Regions from separate parts of the Homo sapiens genome. Here region 2 is linked to region 1. The links are chromatin contacts, found by Hi-C in ENCODE. All regions are on one chromosome and are shown on one strand. Each heading gives the region's core, a stretch centred on a gene start or an enhancer-like site at or near the end of the contact. The rest is flanking DNA. Distances are from core to core; before and after follow the strand shown.

The links. Hi-C counts contacts between places; a loop is a spot of excess contacts on that map. Pooled maps may share reads with other maps.
Region 2: a loop to region 1 is called in a map of ascending aorta, with 17 times the contacts of the local background. The contact joins the promoter of BTG1 here to the promoter of TMTC3 in region 1. A Hi-C loop is called at or near these places in 2 of 168 maps with a recorded cell type or tissue (ascending aorta and psoas muscle) and 10 of 50 pooled maps.

The regions. Positions count from the first base shown.
Region 1 is chr12:88,141,057-88,144,660 of GRCh38, forward strand. TMTC3 (transmembrane O-mannosyltransferase targeting cadherins 3) reads left to right here and starts at 1,251. Exons shown (of 14, transcript NM_181783.4): 1 at 1,251-1,431. It overlaps CEP290 (centrosomal protein 290), which reads right to left and starts at 1,032. Exons shown (of 54, transcript NM_025114.4): 1 at 844-1,032; 2 at 150-278. The coding sequence starts at 251. RefSeq lists enhancers at 872-1,311, 1,118-1,621.
Region 2 is chr12:92,143,716-92,147,140 of GRCh38, forward strand. BTG1 (BTG anti-proliferation factor 1) reads right to left here and starts at 2,131. Exons shown (of 2, transcript NM_001731.3): 1 at 1,673-2,131; 2 at 1-732. The coding sequence starts at 1,820. The coding sequence ends at 365. It overlaps BTG1-DT (BTG1 divergent transcript), which reads left to right and starts at 2,370. Exons shown (of 3, transcript NR_135036.1): 1 at 2,370-2,528; 2 at 2,947-3,047. RefSeq lists enhancers at 533-772, 793-842, 1,103-1,152, 1,112-1,648, 2,483-2,782 and a silencer at 1,573-1,892.

The DNA.
Region 1 (3,604 bases), core at 1-2,500:
TTTTATATTTTATAACCTTCAAGCAAAATATAAGAACACTTCCAGATTGTGACAATTATAGTTGTCCCTGAAAAAAATAAATTCATATTTTATTAATAAATTAATCATAAGTTAATGTATATATCTATTATTATTGACCAATTAAGCACCTTGGATAAGGAAATCAATAAATTATCTGCCAGTTCTTCTTGACGGGGCAGGTCATCTGGGTCAACTTTCATTATTTCTTTCCAGTTTATATTAGGTGGCATCTTGAATTCTTTCACTGTGCTCCACCTCTGTAACAAAACAGGTGTATATTAGCATTTTCAAGGTACACAGTATTATTGGTTTTCTAGCACCTTACATTTTTTGCAGATTATTTCATTATAACTTTCTGATGTTAGCAAAACAGACAATTGGGCCACAAAATAGACAAGTGGGCAAAATAGCCTTGATCAAAAATAGCAGTCGGCACAAACTGTCAGAGTGTCCCGGCTAAATAAAATGTGACGGCTTCCTTGCTAACACTAATCTAAGTTAATACTTAAGATTTCTGGATCCCTTCCTCCACACCCCTACCCACAATGCGCGCGAACACCCTAATCCTGGCAAGCGCGAGGGTCTGTGGAAGGCCGACAATCATCCCTGATTTGGAGAAACAGAATTGGGGCTGAAAAAAAACGCAGAAATTAACATTTGGAATGAGTGAAGTTGTGCGGCGGAAACTGGAACCGAAGCAAGGCAGTATTAGGGACCCGAGGCTGGAAGGGCGGGGTAGCTATGCTGTGGCACACGGGCCCTCAGGCTAAAGAACCTGAGCGTGGAGTGACTCGCTAATCCTGCTTACAAGGATCCACCCACCTAGACCAAGCCTGGCAACCAGCGGAGGCCTCTCACTACCGCAACCACCAAGCTGGACCCGGCCGCGGGCCCTGACAGATCCCTATCGCGGTTCCACGCGGACTCTGGGTCCAGCCAAATGGTCCCGAGCAAGCCAAAGCGGCAGCGGCTGCTAGGCGACACCATCCCCAACTCCGCCAAGGCCAGAATAAGATCCCGGATGCCAGGAGAGCCTACAGTTCACGACCGTGGGTGATGCTTTACGTTTAGATTCTCCGCCGGAGTCCCAGAGCTCGGTGTTCAGGATGATGAGAAGGCGTGGAACGAGGACTTCAAATCCCAGAGTGCAGTTCTGCCTGAGGCTTCTGCATGCTGGGAACTGAAGTCCCTGAGAAGAGGAGGTAAGGCGCTCCCGGCATGCAACGCGTAAGACTGCGACGGTACCGGGGCGGCGGGGAAGGACCGAGAGGCGGGAGGAGCAGCGGCTCAGGCGCCTGCAAACTGGTGGCCTGAACGAGGTAGACCATGACTGTGGTTTCAGTGGCGTCACTCGCTGGGCTGCTCTTCCTGAGGTTTTCCTAAGCCATCCCCTGGCGGAACCGCCCCCAGGTGAGGTCGAGCTGTCGGTCAGCATATTGGGAGGAATTGAGGGGAGCAGTCCTGGGTTAGAGAAGCTTCTGCTATTGGGGCCGTAGGGCCTGGTCCCATTCTGAAAAAGTGGGAACACCCTGCCTTCTCTTCAGGCGTTTGCAAGCGGCGTCCAGGGTAGTGCCTTCTGTAAGAAGGAAAAAACAAAAAGTTTTAGCCTTGTTTAGTATCAGAATCTGTCTTGATAGTTAGAGTGAGAGCCGCGCAGCCGTGATCCTCGTTTGGGGGCGAGCGAAGAATTGACAAGAGGTCTCGGCATCCCGACCCCGCCCGCCTTACCTGTAGCACCATTCCTTTCGCGGATCGTGGGGCTTGATGGTTGTGGAGCTAGTATAAAGTCAAGGCTCTAGAGAGGAGAGGTTAGTACTTGTCCGGACCACTGCCGGGGGTGGAGAGAGAAGGGATCCAAGGACTCACCTGTACTATTGTTGCCACTTGCTTGGTTACCTAGGGTGCCCTTCCATGAAAGCGCCTTCTCTGGTGTTTACCACTCTTACTCGTGCAAGTTTTGCTCATCCTGCTCGTCTGCTCACAATCATGCTGGAGTATGATACATCTCTACCTAACTTTCCTAAGAAGCTGTAGACTTAAATCTAAATGACATTTCCAACTATCTGGACCAGTGCTTTGTCTTTTTTTTTTTTTAAACGCTGCTTTAAAAAAAAAATTACTGTACTTGACAGTAAATTTTCCTTTCGAAAATAAGTAATGAGTTTCTTTTTAAACCCCCAATTTGGGTAAAATAAGTAGCTCAGTACAAAATAAAAAGATACTGATTTTGTGAGATGAATTTTAAAGACATTAGTTAGATTTATAGGAATGACAATTTTACTACTTTTCTGAAAGATTATATGCCAAATACTATTCATTATCTTGTTTATTCTTCCTTACAATCCAGTGAAATAGGTGCTTACATTGTCCTCATTTTCCATCTGAGTTAAGAAACTGAGGCTTGGAGAAGCTAAGTAACTTAAATAGTGTGATTGAACACAGATCTCTCTGGCTGGAGGACATATTCTTAACTTCTATACACCTCCTCAGACATTCTGGGAAACCAATATTTGTGAAGTGCTTGTTCCTCAATCTTGCTATTTTTATTAAATGTTATATTTTAATTTTGTAAGTGTTTACTCAATAATTTGAATTAAACATTCTTCATGTTCAGTGTTCTTAATTCATAATTTAACATGGGATGGTGTTTCTGGAAAGGTGTTCTGATCTGGACCCCAGGAGAGGGCTCCTGGATCTCGCCAAGAAAGAATTGGAGGTGCATACACCCCCATTGGAGGTGGTAGACTAAGGATTGTTATAGTTATTTCTTGATTATATGCTAAACAAGGGGTGGGTTATTCATGAGTTTTCTGGGAAGAGGGTAGGCCATTCCTAGATCTGAGTGTTCCTCCCCTTTTTAGACTATATAGAGTAACTTCTTCACATTGCCATGGCATCTGTAAACTGTCATAGCACTGGTGGGAGTGTCTTTTAGGATGCTAATGCATTATAATTAGTGTATAATGAGCAGTGAGAACGAGCAGACGTCCCACCTTTCTCGCCATCTTGGATTTGGTGGGATTTGGCTGGCTTCTTTACTGCATGCTGTTTTATCAGCAAAGTCTTTATGATCAGTATCTTGTGCCCACCTCCTATCTCATCCTGTGACTTAGAATGACTGACAGACATCCTGAGAATGCAGCCCAGTAGGTCTCACCCTTATTTTACCCAGCCCCTATTCAAGATGGAGTTGTTGTGATTCAAATACCTCTGACAATGGTAGGAATGAAATTTAATAGTTACTGAGCACATGTTATGTCATACACTATGCTGACTACTGCGTGTTTGTTTTCATAATAGAAGTCTGTTTTCTCTAACACCTTTTCTTCTGTTTTTTTTTTCATTCGTTATAACTTATTTTTATGTATTCACTTACAAGTTTCGTTTGTCTGTATTACTCTTTTCTACCCTTCTGCCACCACCCTCTTGCTCACATTCATAAACTCAAGGTGCCTGGTCTCTAATGGTAAATTTTATTCTAATTTTTCAGAAGTGAGAACAAGTTCATAGAAGTTAAGTAATAATTGATGAAGCTAAGATTGTAACCTAGATCTCAGTGACAATTGTAACTAAAAGCAAAATC
Region 2 (3,425 bases), core at 881-3,380, 4.0 Mb after region 1:
AATTCCCCTGCGAGATTTACTGCAGAGAAAGATTCTTTGAAATACAGATTTTCTTTAAAAGGATTGATGTAAAAATTTAGGTATGTCTGGGAGAAACTGAAACCACCCTAGGACTTCCCTCCCTAGCAAATAAAGTGATCATTTACTTGGACTCACAGGCTATTAAAATTAATCATTGAAAGGTACTGTCCAAACTATGGCACTGTCACTTAAAATTTTTTTTTTTTTTACCATTCTATCTTGTGCCAGATCTTCACAGCTGTGACATGGTTTAAATTCCATAATCCATCCCCAAGAGGAGCCCACCCAAAGCAAAAATCAAATTTATCCATCATCATCAGATGATCCATCCACAGACTATATCTTAACCTGATACAGTCATCATATTGTAGTTTTTGGAAGGGCTCGTTCTGCCCAAGAGAAGTTCCTCCTTACAGCTGATTCGGCTGTCTACCATTTGCACGTTGGTGCTGTTTTGAGTGCTACCTCCTGCTGGTGAGGCTTCATACAGCACACAGATGGAGCCATCCTCTCCAATTCTGTAGGACACTTCATAGGGGTCAACCCAGAGTGTGAGTTCACTTGGGAGAAGCCTGAACAGCTCCTGACTGCTCAGTCCAATCCGCTGTGCTGCCTGTCCAATCAGAGGATCCATTTTATGGTTGATGCGAATACAACGGTAACCCGATCCCTTGCATGGCTTTTCTGGGAACCAGTGATGTTTATAATGTTCTATAGAAGAAAAGAAGAACAGAGAAACAACGCTTAGGATCGTTAGCTCCCACTGCGGATTCCTCCTACCCCAGGCTCCTTTGAGGAGCGAAAATGAAAACTATCAACTTTTTAAAATGTCCAGGATTGCATCCGTTGTTGTGCATGTGCGGGGATGGAAAAAGCGGGCAGGGTTTTAGAAATAACACAGTAGTACCGGACAAAACAATCTCCAGGAACCAACCGGTTGAGCCGCCAAAACAGGAATCAGGCGCGCAGCCTCGGCCAGTCGGGAAGCCACTGGCACCTATGGCCAGGCGAGAAACTGTTTACTTTCTCCACCCCACCCCAGATGCACACAATGGAGTTGATGGCTTTGGAGATGAGAAGCGCCACCGGACTGTTAACCCCGAAGGGAAGAAAAACAAGCAACCCTAAACCACGCTCTGGGCAGGGCTGTTAATTGTGCCGGTGACAAATCCGATGATTAATGGGCAGGGGCAGGAGGCGCGGGGAGACGGCACGTCCGTTCTGAGCTGGCTCCGGGGCAGCGGCGCAGCTTCCCACCCCGGGGCTGGGCCGCCGACCACGCAACGGTTGGAGGGGGCTGAGGAAAGGGGACGTCGAACCCACCCCAGCCCCACGGCTCCTTTGTCCCCAAATCCGCCGACGGTCCTCGGACCGCAGCTCCCGCCTCGGTGGGCTTAAGTTTCTTTGTTGTGCGTGTTGTCTTCTCCTCTCCGTTTTGCCAGCTGGGGGGAAGGGGGCGCCCTCCGTCCAGCCCCTAAAGCCTCGCGGGGAACCGCTGTTAGCGGCCACCCAGCGCAACCACACCGGTCCCGCGGCGGGGCCCAAGCGCGACCGGCCCCGGGGCGCTGCCGAGGTTCCCGCAGCCCCGACGGCCGGACTCTGACCCAGGGATGTGGGGCCCGCGTCCCTCCGACGCCCTCGCCCTGCTCACCTGCCAGCAGCTCCTGCAGGCTCTGGCTGAAGGTCTGCAGCTGTCGCTCGCTCGTGAGCCCCTTGGTGCGGAGAAACTTGGAGATGAAGGACACGGCGGCGGCGATCTCGCCTATCATGGTGGCGGCCCGGGTGTAGAAGGGATGCATGGGGGCGGCGTGCGGGGGCGGCCCGGGGCGGCTGGGGCTCGGCGGCGCGGCCCCGACGGCGGAGCAGCCACCCCGGGCTTCCTCACCGGGCGGAAGGCTGAGAGGAAGAGAGGGCGTGAGGGGCGGACGACTACTTTTGTCTTTCTTTCTTTAGACTAAAAAAGTTATTTTCGAGACAGGAGGCGGCAGGAGAGAGGAAGAGACGAGCGATGGCGGCCTGGTCACATCGCTCGGACCTCCCCAGCTGCCTCCGCCTCCAGCTCCGCAGCATTCGAAGATCTCAATAGCTGCATTTCCAGCTCCGAGAGGCGAAGAGATGCAAGCGCCGTGCAGCACCCTTTATAGTGCCACGAAAAGGAAGTGGCGTAGCTGGAGCGTGATGGCCGACTCCAGCCAATCCGAATATCGCACCATTGTGACGCAAGCCGGTTCGGAGCCGAAAGGGGCGGGAAAAGAGTTCAGGAGGCGGGTCCAGAGATAGGGAAGAGAGGGAGGAGCTGACGTAATCCGCTTGTAAACAAATAAACCCGGAGTGGCGGCTGGAGACCCAGTTGCTTGTGTCGAGGGAGGGAGGGAGGGAACAGAGGGTGCGCGTGTGAAAGCTCCGCCCCCAGCCCTAGCTCCTCCTTCCCGCTTCAGCAGGTCCAGGCTCTGCGCCAGTGCATCCTTCTCCAAGAGTGCGCTGCCTGGGCCCGCTTGCCCTGGAGTGTAAGTGCTGGGTAAATAAGAACCGCCTGGCGCAGGCTGTGTCTACTCTTCACGCCGCCTTCTCAGATCGGGCTGCATGTCCCCACTCCGTGTTTACATCTCGTTCCCGCTCCGGGTCTCGGTGACTGGCTCCTCAAGCCGGAGACGCGTGTGGTGCGGCGCGATGCGGGCGCCAGCGCTGTGTGTGCTGGCGGTGCGCTGCCTTAGTGCGGGGGAAAGTGGAGGGAACGGTCCTGCGGGGCGTTCTGTCCAAGAAAAAGGACTGCAGCCTCGGGGAGCCAGGGTCCCCTCGCAGACGAGCTGCCAACGCCGCGGAGCCATTTCTGTTCCACCCTAGGGGAGGAGTAGGGGGATATCTTTTAAAAGTTTAATTGCAAAATAAGTAGGTTAGTAAGGCCATTTGTGGTTGCTGTTTCAGTAACTTCAGCAGTCAACGGAGAGAAGAGTGGAAACCTTACTGGATGCGGACAGGAGAGCCAGTTACTGAAAGCAGATATAACGCGGATCCTGTAAAGAGTGGTGTGTATCCAAAAAAAAAAAATCTGTACAATGTATTTTAAAACTTGTGTGCACAAAACTGAAGATTTTCTTTTTTACCTAGTCCAAATGCCGTCCTAGCCTGAGTCCTGCTCTTTATAAAAATAAAATAAAAAGAATTTGAAGCTTGTGAAAGTATTAAGTGTAGACATTCAAGTTTATTTGAAACCCTACCAAAAAAAAAAAAAAACAACCTTAAAAACCAGTGTAACAGGAAGGCGGGAGCCTGCTAAAACGATTAGGCCTAAGACAGGGTTAACCCCAACTCCATTAAGGAGAAGGGGGAAAAGAAAAAAAGAAAGATGAAGGGAGGCAGGCAGATGGAGAAAGCAAACAGGAGGCAGAAGTTGAACTCTACCA